Linked DNA regions of Mus musculus: region 2 is linked to region 1. Evidence: chromatin contacts called from ENCODE Hi-C or POLR2A ChIA-PET data. All regions are on one chromosome and are shown on one strand. Each heading gives the region's core, a stretch centred on a gene start or an enhancer-like site at or near the end of the contact. The rest is flanking DNA. Distances are from core to core; before and after follow the strand shown.

Region 1 (7,169 bases), core at 2,013-4,512:
TGTGTAAAATAGGTTGGCCTGGAATTACTGCAGTTCTCCTGCCTCGGCCTTGCAAATGAAGTTGGTATTTAATGTTCATTTCCCCATTGTGGAAACCTAAGAATACCTACATTAAAGGACATCCTGGACTGATAAAGTTCCAAAATCCAAACCAGGTAGCCAAACTTTGCACCTCTTTCTCTTTCTTACTTTTTAAAATGTATATTGATGTCCTGCTTAGATGCATGTCTGTGTGAGGGTGTCAGACCCCCTGGAAATGGAATTACAGAGCTGTAAACTGCCATGTGGGAGCTGGGGATTGAACCCAGGTCTCTTGGCAGAGCAGCCAGAGCTCTTAACTGCTGAGCCATATCTCCAGACCCCTTTCTTTGATCACTGTGTCATTGTGTGTGGAAATGAACAATCAAACCATATTTTAATAAAAATATTTTATTTGGAGCTAGCCCCCTCCATTTGTTCCCCCCAAACCTGATAACCATATTTAAACCCAGAGTGTGCCTCCTCTCCACGTGTATTCTCCAGCCGATGCATTTCACTGTATGTCAGCCCTTCTGTCAGCAGAGAGCGGTGGGAAATCAGACGCTTGCCAAGCTGAAGGGGTGTGCTTAGCCATTGAAACGTTAGTTGGTAAGAAATGGAGTAGAAACCATCACTTTAAATGGCTTTTAAACAGCCTGTGGGTTTCATTTTCCTCTGTTCTTTGTGCTTTCATTTAATGCAAATAATGAAGAGTGTTTTTATGTTTATTTGCGGTGTGAGTGTTAATGGTGACAAGAGCTGGACAACTTAGTCATGGAGCTAACTTCTGGGCATTCTGTTATTCGTTCCTGTGATGGTTTGTATATGCTCGGCCCAGGGAGTGGCACTGTTAGAGGGTGTGGCCATGTTGGAGTAGGCGTGTCACTCTGGGTGTTAGCTTTAAGATCCTCATCCTAGCTGCCTGGAAGTCAGTATTCTATTAGCAGCCTTCAGGTGAAGACATAGAACTCTCAGCTCCTCCTGCGCCATGCCTTCCTGTATGCTGCCATGTTCCTACCATGATGATAGTGGACTGAACCTCTGAACCTGTGAGCCAGCCCCAGTGAAATGGTTTCCATTATAAGAGTTGCCTTGGTCCTGGTGTCTGTTCACATCTAAAACCCTAAGACAGTTCCCTACCTAAAGACCTGTGCTAGGAACTGCAGGATGGTTCATTGATTACAAATACACACTGGATAGCTGTGGTGACATGACTTTAATCCCAGCATTTGAAAGGCAGAATTCAAGGCCAACCAGATCCACATATTTCCTAGATAGCCAGGTATGCATAGTGAGAGGAGGGAGAAAAAGAGAGAGGGGGTGGGGAGGGAGAGAAAGAGAGAGCACACCGTCTGAACGGGTTCATTGGCGTCAGGTTGGTAAGGTCTCCAGGTGGCCTGAGCACAGGCTCCCTGTGTACACACAGATTGATGCCAGGTCATGTGGAAACACACTAGGTTTCCCATTGTCCTTCACCGTTTCAGACCATTTCATGCGCCCATGCCTGTCTCTGCAGCAGCGTTGGCTCTCCATGGGCACTGCTTAATGTGGGTCTCCAGTTTATATGCTTGACTTTTCTCTCGAACTGAGCCTAAAATGCTATTTTTTCTCCTTAAGAACATTTGTGGGAAAACCTCCAGGAGAACTCTTACTTTACTCTTCTTATTCTCATTCTTTTCTTTAGAACTGGTCTTTGTTTTCCCCCTCATCGTGTTTCTCTGAGAAGAGCCATGTCCCGTGTGTACACGGGACAGCACAGAGCGGTAGTAGAGACACCTGCTTTATGTGGCAGGGCTTAGGATCCAGTGCCGCAGTCTCCAGCTTTGCTTCAGTGAAGCGTTGTTTGCCATGGCCTTGTCATTAACAGTAGACTATTGTAAGTGGGGAATGAGCAGGACTTCAGGGGAAAGTAATACAGTTTACTTATACCGAGATGTTTGCCCATTCCTTTCTCACAGCATAAATTCAAGCTGTAACGTGGGATCCAGGTTTCTCAGCCTCTTCTGTCACTTGGAGCCCATTGATGTCCTTGGTTAGTCACACCCTGCTTTAGAACAACAGTGGTACCAAGTCCTCCTGAGGGCTATGACGTCCCTAAGGTCATTTTCACAGAACTCTCTTAGCTCTTTGGCAGAACAATTCACAACTTCCATTTGTTCGTAAGTTAAAAGGAGCAGACAAAATGCTTACATGTGGCTGTGTGCGGACTCCAATGACTTAAAATTTAAACTTACATTTAGTGTGTGTGCACATGTGTGGAGTCAGAGGTCAACATGTAGGAGTCAGTTTTCTCCTTCTGCCTTGTGGTTCCTGGGACTTCAACTCAGGCCATCAGCCTTGGTGGTAAGCCCCTTTATCCACTGAGCCAGCTCACTGGCCCTGTCACACTGAGTTTTGGGGTGCTGTCTATTGAGGTGTGGTACATCTTTGATGTTGGATCTATTCTAGAGGGGGACACTTAGGACAACTGCTGTTAACTCGGAACAGAGAGGACCCAGGACTCCTCAGCCCAGTGTTCTCGCTGTAGCAACAGCCAGAAGAGACTACACATGTCCTTGGGGCAGTGTGAGATGGCACGTCCCATGCATTCAGTTGGGTGTGACAACCAACTGAATACCTCAGAATACCTCAGAAAGGCATCTTGAAAGGAGAAAGCTAGGTTTGGGCTCAGTTTCAGTCTCTGTAGTCATTTGGTGAGGCAGAACACCACAGTAGAGAGGACACAATGGAGCAGTTTCTCACCTATCACAAATGATTTAAAGAGAGAGAAGGACAGAGAGGGTGAGGAGGGAGGGAAGGAGGGAGGGAGGGAGGGAGGAGAGGGAGGGAGGGAGGGAGGGAGGGAGGGAGAGAGAAGGGGTGGGAAGGAAAGAACATGGAAGGTGCCAGGGTCTCAGTACACTTTGGTTTTTTTTTTATTTTGGGGGGTTGGGGTTTTTGTTGTTGTTGTTTTGGTAGGTTGGTTTTGTTGTTTTGTTTTTTCAAGACAAGGTTTCTCTGTGTAGCCCTGGCTGTCCTGTAACTCACCCTGTAGACCACTCTGGCCTTTAACTCAGAGCTTTGCCTGCCTCTGCCTTCTGAGTGCAGGGATTAAAGGCGAGTGCAGGACCCGTCCTCAGTATCTCTTTCAAGGGCTTGCCCCTGGGCCTTCCCCTTACAGCCAGGTTCTGCCTCCATGTTCCTCTCTCCTCCCAGTGGTGCCATCTGCTGGGGACAGACTCCTCAGCATCCCTGCCTTTAGAGGACATGCCAGACCAGACTATCACATCCTCACGAACTCTGGTCAGGTCTTTGGTCTCTTCCTCTGACCGGGTTGTTTCTGGTTATTGGCAAAGCCTCTGTCCAGCCCCGTGAGGCTTACCACATGGGTGAGGGCTGATAAGGTGGGCGCTCTGTAAATGCTCAGCTCTGAAGGAGTCCTAAGACAGAGTTTGAGTACGCAGAGCCTGCTAACGTTAAGGCAGGAGCAAGATTCGAGGAGCAGCGCAGGCTTAGTGAAGGTCTTTGTGGTAAGGAAGACTCATGGGAATCTGGCTGCTGAAACTGCCACCTGCTGGCTGCAAGGCCAGTGGTGATCTGTTTTCCTTGCTCAGCTTTTGCTGTCTTCCATTTGAAATGGGTAACGCTATCGGCCTCTCAGACTTACAAGGCTTAAGTAAAGTTATGTTTACACAGGCACTGGCGCAGAAGACAGACACTGTCAGTTTCCCTAAGTGACTGTTCTTGCTATTGCTCTTGGACTAGCAGCAGCTTTCCTAGTCTGAGGGATTATGCCTAGCTGTGAGAATACTGTGTTCACTGTGGGAGTTCAGACAGCATGGGGGAGAAGCAGCCAGATGAAGTAACCACCGTGGTCCAGCAATGGCTGGTACCAAGTCATACTGCTTCACTGTACCTCCAACCACAGATTGTCTCCATCTACAGACTGGAAGACAGTTGTGCTCAAAGCCACTGTTGTTGGTCACGCAGGTGAAGAAACCGTTGCCTGGAGAGGCTTTTTTTTTTTTTTGAAGTGATGTGCTAGGTGCCAGGTCCCATAAGTGTGATTTGAATGGTTTGTAGTTTGCTACAAACTGAAGATGGCAGATGGCAGCACACGAAGTGTCTGTAAGCATTTGGTGAGGAAGTTCAGGCATGATCTGGTAATTTACCAAGAAATCAGTGCTTAGGAGATAGGAACCAACTACTTGTAACAGTTTAAGTATTTTTGATGACAGGTGATAGATTCAAACAGATGAGAAGTTTTAATGTCCAAAGGGTTCCCAATAAACTCTTCTTTCCAACCTAGAGTTACCAAGTAGAGGGATTCTGTGCACATACACTTGGCCGTTTGTATCTGTGGCCTGTATTCTTGGATTAAACCAAGAATGTTCTAAATAAGTAATCTTTAAAAGCAGTAATGGCATCTGTACTGGGAGTCTGTAGACTTTCCCTTCTTACTGTTCCCTAAGCAGTGTAATGTAGGAACTGTTTGCACAGCATCTACATTGTCAGGTACTGGAAGCTGCCTACAGGTGATTGAGGGATGTAAGAGAATGGGGTAAGTCGTGTGCAAACGTGACACCATTCTACCTAGAAGGAACTTGGGAATCTGGGGCTTTTGTGCCTTTGATGATGGGTGGGGTGGTCCTGGACCCTTTCTCCACAGAAGCCAAAGTGTGGTGGTATGAACAGATGTAAAGCTTCCTGAGACACAGGGCAGCATTTGATTCTTCGTGTGATTTTTCTTTTCTGAGTATATGTGAGGGATTATGCCATATCACTGCACATGTGAATATCTTATTCTTTAATTCCTTAGCACTCTACTTCATGGGGATATTTAACCACATTCCCCCGATGGGTCTCTAGGTTGTGTCTCACCTTCAGTAATTTTATTTATTTTAAAGATTTGTTATTTATTTATTTATTTATTTTGTGTTTTTGTTTGTTTGTTTGTTTGTTTGTTTTACAATAGGGTTTCCCTGTATAGCCCTGGCTGTCTTGGGACATGCTCTGTAAACCAGGCTGGCCTTGAACCTACCACCCAGAAAGATTTATTTTATTTTATGTGTGTAAATAAATGCTTTACTTGTGTGTATGTATGCGTGCCACATGACCATGGAAAGCAGAAGAACTGTAGTTACAGATGGCTGTGAGCCACCATGTGGGTGCTGGAATTGAACTCAGGTCCTCTGCAAGAACAGCCAGGGCTCTAACCACTGAGCCATCTCCTCAGCCCCATTGTCTGTAATTTTAAATATTGTGTTAAAGCGAACAAGTTTGACTTACATATAAGTCACTTCACATTTCTACATGTGGGAGTTTTATTATACATAAAATTCTTAAATGAAGCTCATAGAGCTGTTTACATTTATTTATTTTTAAACCCACAAAGTCTCATTTGTGCCGACCACGTGCTTATGAGTATGGGTTCCACTGCAGTAGGTTGACCTGCCTGAGGCCACACCCTTACAGAAAAGTGACTGCTCCTCCCCCAGCGGCCCTCAATGTCAATAGATTCTGGAGCCCCTTCCCCACCTCATGTGGAATAGTGACTAGCTTGCTCTTGTCCAGGCAACCAGAGCTGTGATTTCATGAGTTCAAGGGTCCTGTCCCACCCAGAAGACACGTCTTCCCGTGGGGGCTGAGCTCTCCACAGACACTGCACTGGAGCAGTTGTCAGTTTCAGCACTAACTGCAGCCCACTGCACAGCGAGCGTCTGTACTGAGGTGTGGGGACTGCGCTAGCCTGTGTGCGTGAGGATCTGAAGCCAGAGTGCAGTTGGATACTAAGGGTGTGTTTTAAAGAGAAATACTCTATCTGCGGTGGTTAAGAGTAACCAGAGAGGGAAGTGGTGAGGCAGGGTTGGAGGCTTATCAGTATGCTGGGAGGGCGGTGTGGAGACAGCACAGGCTAGAGCTGTTAGAGGTGTCTACAAGGTAAAACTACAGTTCCTGACAGACTGGATGTGAGGTGACGGAGTGGGAGGGCTGGGAACGGAGATCACGTTAGGAATTGTGAGGTTGGGGTGTGTCGAGGTTCAGTTGTTGGCAAGCATCCAAGTGGACGTGTCAAGGTGACAGCACATACGTCTGAAATTCAAGAGAGATACCTGGAGACAGAACTTGTCTGCATACATGCTGCTTCAGGCTCTGAAACCAAGCAGAATCATCCCAGCAGTTGATGTAATGGGACAGAGAAAACAAGACACTAAGGTTGGAATTCCTGGTTTACTGCAGAATCAGAAAGCTGGGAGAGAAGGGACATGAACAGGGAGATCTAGGACGGCAAGATTATCAGGAGGAGGGTGAGCAGCTGCTGAGAGCTACTTGCAAGCCAAGAAGACATGTCTGCTTCTACATGTCAGCTCCTTCCTTTTGAGGTGCTGTCCAGTGTAGTGATTGTCAGCAGGAGTTCCTGACCTGGGAATCCCTTCAGTTTGGCTCTCATGCTTGCATCTTCTGAAATTCTGCAGGTTGATCTCATAGAGCTGGGCACCCATCCCTCAGTCTTGGATGGGAACATTTCTCTAGAGAAAGTACCACTGTTGTTTGGTCATGTGTGTTTCTAGACATTTTTTTCATGGATGAGTCAGGAAATAACATTATTTTAAAAAATACATTAACTTTTAAAACTTGCTTAATAGTTTTTTGTTAGCTATAGTTTGATATTTTGTGGGAATGATACAAATTTCATCTTCTCAAGAGAAAAAGGTTTAAAATATGTTTTTCCTTTGAGAATTTCATACAATATATTTTGATCAAGATAATGGCCTTCACTAGGCTTACTGAGGGCTTAGGGCTTTTTTTGGCTAAAAATGTATTCCAATAAGGATATAAATTCAAAATATAGTTTTAAAATCTCTTAAAATATATTTTTCTTTCTGTTTATATCAGTTTGGCATCTAGTGAATTTGTTTCAATTTGTATTAAATATTTCAAGATTGGGGGGGTTGTACGTTTTTATCTTTAAAAAATGATTAAAGAATTTGCATGGCTTTAAGGAATCTCCCTGCTCCTCCACTGGTGACCTTAAGTTCACCCTTCTAGGGTTTGTTTCTGCAAGCGAGTGCACACGCGTGTTTCCTGGGGTCATTCTTCCTCCACGATTCCCCCTTGTATCCCTCCCCTCACTCTAGCCCCCATTGTCCTTCCACAGAAGTTGCTGTCCT
Region 2 (7,624 bases), core at 2,986-5,485, 33 kb before region 1:
GGTGCGGGGGAGGGGGCACATGTATGTGGAGGTCAGAGGTAATGCCTCAGAGCCAGCTCTCTCCACCTTGACATGGGTTCTGGGGGTAGAATTTAGGTTGTCCACCTTGTACCACAATAGCCCTTATCCACCGAGACATTCTGCAGGTCTTGACATCAGGCATTGCTAGTACCTCCTATTTAGTACATTTGTAGTTTTATGAACTTACAATTAAAGCTGCTGTCTCTGTCACACCTGACCAATTCTTTGTTCACAGAAGACTATGATCTGTTCATGCTTCTTTGTATGTTTTCAGCATGTTTCTTGCTGAATTCTTCTAAAGGATGATGCTGTTTACGGCTGGAAATTATTAGGTGAAGAACAGTTTCTTTGAACAGTGCCTGTTGGGCACATGTTATTCAATACGTGTGTGCTGGGTGCCACTCTCCCACAGAATAAATAATTGATAGCTTCTAATCAAGGTCTTTGACTCTTCAGCATTTGAATCTCTTTATTCTCAGTTTGAACTCACAGAGAAGGGCTATGCACCAGACATGTAATGTAAGCCATTTATACAAGCATGCATTCTTCAGTGTCTACATCTGAAAATACAAAATAACGCTGAAAATAATTTTAATAATATATTCTAGTTAATTTAATATATAAAATGTTTACATTTTAATATGCAATGCATGTCAGTTGAAGAGGCACCTTACATCTTTTCTTTTCCTACTCTTTAAAACATATACATTTGCTACTTAGAGTTAAGCCTAAATCAGGCGCTATTTAGTGTGTGTATCTCTCTCTCTCACACACACACACACACACACACACACACACGGGGTGGGGCATGTGTATACTACATGTGTGTAGTGTATGCACCTTACTTCTTTGAGACAGTGTCTCTCAGTGAAGCTGAGCCAAGCCAACTAAACATCCTTTGCCTCCACCCCCACAGTAGGTGGGTACAGTCAGAGTGGCCATATCTGGCTTTTACACGACGCTGGGGATTCAAATTCAGGGCTTTGTGCTTATGTGGCAAGCACTCTTACCTGCTGAGCCACCTCTCCCGTCCTTAGGTGATACATCTTCATGAGACATACTTGATTTTTGTTTAGGTTTCAGAACATCTGGAGTTTAAAAAAAAAGTAGATTCCAACAGTCATGTTCTCTCTAAATAACTTTTAAAATGCCCAAACATGGAATCAAACTTGTTTCTGAATTTAAATTATGATGAAATCAATAAAAATTCAAATGACTTCTCAAGCGGGGAGGAGCCAAGAGTAGCTAGTGCTGCCAGTAGTGGCCAGTGTAGTTACAAAATTTCTTCCATGGGGCCATGGTTAACAGCACTCTTTAGCCGCCATCCATTTGGGTTTAGCACATTGTTGATCTCCATTTTTCTTGTTTTGGCAGAACCTCAATTTTCTTCTCAAACTTTTAAATCACTCTACCCCAGAAGCTTCTAAACTACACGTCACATTTTTTTAAATAGCCCCAAAGAGAATTGCTAGAAGCCTTAGAACATTCCCTCTGCCATTTTCACAAAGTCACAGTTATAAAAACCCATGTAGGAAAACGTTGCTTGTGGCATTTTCATTATTAAGGACTAGGGTTAAACAGTTTGACAACATCCCAACATCCCCTTATGCCGTTTTGCAGCAGAAGAGCACACAACTTTTTTTTTAATGGAGGTTTTGTTGTTTGTTTGTTTGTTTGTTTACCTATGAAAAGTGCATTTTTCACTATATACCAAACCTAGGACTGTGGGTGTTGCCATGAATTAAATGCTAGTTTTTAAAGGTAGAGTTATTTCTTGTCTATCTTACTCAATAGAATTATAATTCTGGGTTATTACAAATCATTCCCGAAGCCAGGCAGTGGTGGCACACACCTTTAATCCCAGCACTTGGGAGGCAGAGGCAGGCTGATTTCTGAGTTCGAGGCCAGCCTGGTCTACCCAGTGAGTTCCAGGACAGCCAGGGAAACCCTGTCTGGAAACAAACAAAAACAAAAAGAGAACAAGAAAAACAAAAATAACCATTCCCTTTGATGTAGCCCCTTTGCTAGGAAAGTTCCTTAGCAACAATATAACAATATAAAACTGGGTTCTTTAAATAATAACCACTCAATTCCAATTTCACTACTTGAGCAAAATGTAGCTAAGAGTTGTCTGTGTGGAAGCCACTGGGCTCAGATCCTAGGCTTCCCTTTGAGCTCTGTCTCTAATTAGCTCCATCTCTCACAGGGGTGAGCTCACGGTCTTGTGACTGGTACACCATTGAACACCCCCAGCCATTCCAGTTATCTTCTTCTGTGTCTCATTAGCCTGAGGTAGCTATGATCGTGAATAAGTCAAGTCAGAGGAATTTTGTGAAATGGAAATACCCATCAGGGTTACCAGAGGAATGAGGACAGGGGATAGCATGTGAATAGCCTTTGAAGAATGACATCTAAGCTACTGGTGGAAGCCTTGTTGCATGGGGGGAGCACCTTGCTTGCTTATTGCTAGGCTAATGCAGACATAGTTGGAACACAAGGGACTTCTGTGTTAGCAGGGGTGCTGAGTGCACAACCTCCAGCTGATGAGAAAAGTACAAACTCATGCTTCAGTATATCTCGGTGAACCCCGATTTCTGAAGGACTCTAAAAGTGTGCCATTCCCAGAGGCACACCATAATGCAGGCTGTGGCCTTGTCATTAGTTCCAAAGCCTAAGTGCTAGTTGAACAGTAGAGATGGCCACCAAAGTGGTCTTGGGATTTTCATTTGCTCTGTGGAATTGAGAAGTACTTACAACATAAGATGCTTGAGAAATAAATATGCAGCTCGTGTTCTAGAAGCGACTACATACGGTGTGTGTGTGTGTGTGTGTGTGTGTGTGTGTGTGTGTGTGTGTATTCCCTCAAGATATGGGTTTGCTATTTTTAGGTTCTTCTGGCCCATGTTTTAAGGGTCAAGTGTTAAGTTTTCAGAAACAACTTTTAATGAGTCAGGATAAAAACCATCTGGCACAGGAATTCTTCCTCAAATGGATGCATTTGGGAAAGAGGAGTTTCCCATCATCCCAAGATTCCCATTTGAGGTTGAAGAAAGAAAAGGAATAGGGAGATGGTAAAGTTTTATCCTAGAGGCCAAGTGTGCAAAATATCAGAGTAAGAATGACAACATTGCATGGGGACAAATATGCCCAGGACCTGGAGTGGCAGGTGGAGGGAAAGGCAAAGCAGCCTTTTGGAAGGAAGAGTTCCAGACAGACCACAGAGACAGCCTTCTTACTCTCTCTGAATAAGTAGCCTAAGTGACACTTCCTTGTATCCCAGGAAGTGACGATCAGCCACTGTAGACATCAAGTCTCACCCACTCCAGGGATGCTGTGGGGTGCGGGGAGCCCTCTTCCACATGCTTTCTGGGCCAGCTCCTTTCATGAGGCTTTTGTGCCTTTTGTCCACGCCTGCCCCTGAACAACACCTCAGGGCAGAAGGATGCTGAAGGAAGGCTCGAAGAAAACCAGGAATTAAACCAGAGGAGAATTTAAGGATGGGCCAAGTGGAGAGTAGGATGGATGGTACCCAATGCTCCCTCCAGTGAAACAAATAAAAAAATACATAAAAAAGGAGGAAGGAGGGGGATCGTTCTCTATTCGCACGAACCCCATGTGTCCCCAGTGCCGGTTTAAAAGCCACACAAGAATCAACATCAAATCGCAGGACGCCCGCCGGAGGTTCTGAGGGGACAGGCTGATCCGCGGGTGGGGCGAGTCACTAATGAAATCCGGCCCGGCGGGCGGAGGCGGCCCCGCATCCCTAATGAGGGAATGAATGGAGAGGCCCCTCGGCTGGCGCCCGCCCACCCGGCGGCGGCCGCCAAGAGCCTCGGGGCGCTGCGTGCCGTGCCGCGCCCGCCGCTCCGCGCGCACCGGCTCCGGCCGCCGAGGGCTCCGGCTGATCGCGGCGGGGACGGCGCGGAGCGGCGCGCGGGCTCGGGGCCGCGGGGCCCGGCGCGGATGCGGCAGCGGCGGCGGCGACGGCGGCGGCGGCGGCGGCGCTCACCTGAGGCGGCGTGCGGGAGGCGCTGTCAGGGCCGCGCTCGCCGGGCGCCGCGCTGAGGCAGCTCCGGGGCGCCCGCTCTCCACTCAGCCCGCCGCGGCCCTCCGCGCCCGACCGGCGTCCCCGCGGCTCGGTCCCCGCGTCCTCGCCCGCCTTCCCGCCCCGCGGCCTGCGGGAGCCGCGCGCTCCCCGGCGCGGCCTGCTCGCGCGCGCCCGCCCTCGCCGAAGCCCTCCGCGGCCCGCGACCCGCCGGACCCCCCGCTCGACCCCGCTGCCCGCGCAAGATGTCGGCGCGGACGCCATTGCCCACGGTGAACGAGCGGGACACGGAGAACGTGAGTCTCCCGAGCCTCCGGCGCGGCTACCTGGGCGAGCCCGGCCTGACCCCCTTCCCCGTCCTTCCCGTCCCTACGCGGGGAGCCCCGGGGCGGCCCTCTGCTCGGAGGGGGTCCTGCCTGAGGGGATGCGGAGGGTGATGGAGGGCAGAGGGTGGGCGTCCAGAGTGGCTTCGTGAGCACCCCAACATTCTGGTCGCGCCCCCAGCCCCCCACTCGAGTGAATGGATGCTTGCTTGGCTGCAGCCCACGAGCCAGCCGAACCTCTTACACCTCGGCTGTCCTGGGATCTTTCAGCCCTTTGCTTTTCTGGATTTTTTTGAGTCCTTTGCAAACATACACCCCACCCCACCCCCGCATTGCCCCATGACTTTGCTTTTTGTAACATCAGGTCCACATTGGGGGGTGGGGGGGGGCACGGGCACCTTAGGGATAAAGAGGGCAGTGAAGTAGAGGGGTGTGTGTGTGTGTGTGACTTTATGTCACTGCAATACTCTCAGTGAAGAGTGGAAGATTTCACTTACAGCTTCTGTAGCCCCAAGGTGAGAAAGAAAAGATTTAAGAACCCCAAGAAGCCAGCTGTCTTCTTCTCTTCCTCAATCCAGTGTTCGTGACTCAGGGACAGGTTTTAAGTACTTCTCCTCAGAGTGTCACAAGGCACATTTCTTTGAAGGCAGGATTTTTCTGTGTCTGATCAAATTGCCCTCAGGAGCTTCTTTGTTTAGTTTGGTTTGGTTTAATTTTTTTTTTTTTTTTTTTTTGTTTTTAAATCAAGATTGAGATGTTCACTCGCCGTATTTGAAGTCTAACAAAACCAAGAGAAAGGCCAATTGTAATTTCATCTTCTGAGACGGACGATTGTGTTTATATGTGTGTGCAGGTTCCTTTGCAGGAAAGGTGGCTTTCTGTCACTGTTGTTTTTAAAATTCTCCGCGACCTGCCAAGGGGCCCGGAGGCTCCAGAGGGTCTGGCCTGATTGCTGACAAGTTTTAAGGAACTAGGGGGTTCTAGGCTTTGCGTGGCCGACCAGAGAGCTCTCTGGGTGTCTACGCCCCTCATCGGTCCTCCAGTGCTTAATGTACCAGTGACTTCATAGGGATTGTAAAGTAAAAATACTCAAGTGCTTTGGTGTTCTGAGACAAAAGATAGGGGAGGAGAGACAGGCAGGCTCGCTTTTCGAAGGGGCAAATGAGGCACAAACATGGGTGTTTTATCTAGAGAGTAGGGTTTGCATGTACTATATTTATTTGAAGGGATAAGAACACAATTCTACAGAGACCATTGTTAGAAGAACTAGGAAATTGTATGGGAATGCTTTGTCCTCTCCTGTGTCCTACACTTGAAATGATGAAGACACCAGGGCTGTCACCACCGTCGTACCTTGTTGCTCAGTTTGCACCGTGACTGTTGTCTTAGAGATGACACGGCTGCATAATTTTCACTGAAAGGCTAAAGGAGGTTGGAGGAAAGGGTAAAGAATTTGGTGGCGGTAGGTTTTCAAAGGTAAAGATTTATTATTAAGAACATCCTGTCATTTAAGAGTGACCGTGAGGAGTCAAGCGGAAGATGACCTTTGTTTTAGGGTCAGAATTCTGTGTGTTAACCTAATGTGGAGAGGCCCCGTGGCTTGGTTGTGTCCTGGGGTTTGACGGCTCGGCCTCTTGTTTAGGCGTGTGTGGATAGGGCTCTTTATACAGACATGGGATGGCTTTATAGGAATAGGCAGCAAGGAATTGTACCCCACGCAGCTTCCCATGCAAGAGCAGAAGCACAGCCAAGGGCACTTTAGAGCCTAGCAGTCAGAGGTTGTACATCTCGTTGAACCTTCCGAGGACGGTTGTGCTGTGTAAACTCACGTGCTTTGTGTCTGAGCATGTTCTTTCAGAGCCTCTGCGTGGTCTTGTTTCTACTCTGGTACAACATAACTGTCCCTGCATTTAGCTTACTTTATCTACTATGTCCTGATTATCTCCTCGTTGCCGTGGAAAGCATCCCCTCTGCTGTGGCTGTTAATTAATCGATGAATATGCACTTAACTCTGATTTTGACCTGGAAGGGAACGCAGAAAGGCTTTAGACAAGGCCTCTCCCTACTCAGAGCTGACAGGAGATGTCAATGCAGTCCCAGGTAGTGTACAGTAGAAGACTGAGGATAGCTAGGGCTAAACTGGCTTTGTAAGTGTTCCAGGTGTTTATTGAAGAGGCCACCGCTGGAGGCTGTTAAATGACCACTGGAGTCTTAAATAGCATTATCCATGGTGCCTACCTGCCATCAGTGAAACAGAGTTACCAGTTGGTTTGTCAGTGCATGAATTAATGCCAGCACGGTAGCCAAAATGTGCATTTATTTGTAATCACACAGGACATTTTTAAAGTATAGCCATACTTACTAAGAATATCCATACAAAAATATTGACATATTTTAAAAATATCTATGAAAAAATGTTTACTTCGTGTGACTTTTAGATCTTTTTCTTGTAAAGATAGTAGCCAAAACACTATTACTCTTAGAAATTAAAATAAATAAATACAGTGATTACTAAACAGTATTATATTGATATTTGCAGGTAATATAAACATTTCTTAATCATAAAGTAAACATTGTATATCTATACGCATATACACACACATATATATATATATACGTATATATATATATATATATATATATATATATACGTATATATATATACACACACACACACATATACGTATATGTATGAGTGTATACACACACACACACACCATACAATTCCAGGAGTGTGTGACCCTGCTGTCTCACCTATGACTGTGTAGAGTAGAGACAGAGTTGTTCTTTGGGAACATTCAGTGTGGTCTTCCAGGAGTGCTCATAGATAAAGGTTTGTGTGTGCCTGGTTGACAGGCCTCAACTGAGTAAATATGACAGGAAACAGTGATTAACTCTTAAGGCAGTAAACACTGCGTAGTGAAGAAGAGACATGTTACAAAAGAATAGAATCCCTGTAAAATGCGTTTCACTTTATGTTGTAACGAGTAAGTCTAGGAAAATAAAAATGTTTGAAAGACTTGTTTTTCTTCTCTTCTTTTTTTTTTTTTTATTTTATTATCAGGCCATTCTTGGATAGTGCCAGTATCGATATAGGAGTTATACTAAAATATATTACTAAATATGTCTCTTTCTTCAATGAAACAATTTTGTAGGTGTTTTGGAAAACCTTTGCTGACACTCCTGCTGGTGGGTCAGCAATGCCCCGGCTGATTTTCTGTATTGAAAAACAAGG

What was found. A loop is a pair of places that touch in the nucleus more often than their neighbours do. ChIA-PET counts read pairs that join two places held with the same protein, here RNA polymerase II (POLR2A).
Region 2: a loop to region 1 is called in a map of left cerebral cortex, with 5 times the contacts of the local background. The contact joins the promoter of Mark1 here to the enhancer-like site in region 1. A Hi-C loop is called at or near these places in 2 of 37 maps with a recorded cell type or tissue (both left cerebral cortex). POLR2A ChIA-PET finds 5 or more read pairs at or near these places in 1 of 5 experiments (embryonic stem cell).

Annotation. Positions count from the first base shown.
Region 1 is chr1:184,962,207-184,969,375 of GRCm38, reverse strand. The region is part of intron 1 of Mark1 (MAP/microtubule affinity regulating kinase 1); the gene reads left to right. Among named protein-coding and RNA genes, the nearest start is that of Mark1, 34 kb to the left of the region's middle. Within about 2 kb of position 3,262, at least 1 of the 3 ENCODE cell types and tissues checked has a DNase peak (open chromatin) inside an H3K27ac peak, as active enhancers do; it is left cerebral cortex, where a contact is called at or near this core.
Region 2 is chr1:184,996,160-185,003,783 of GRCm38, reverse strand. Mark1 (MAP/microtubule affinity regulating kinase 1) reads left to right here and starts at 4,235. Exons shown (of 18, transcript NM_145515.2): 1 at 4,235-4,362. The coding sequence starts at 4,312. It overlaps Gm39728 (a long non-coding RNA gene), which reads right to left and starts at 4,218. Exons shown (of 5, transcript XR_865821.3): 1 at 4,031-4,218; 2 at 1,032-1,109.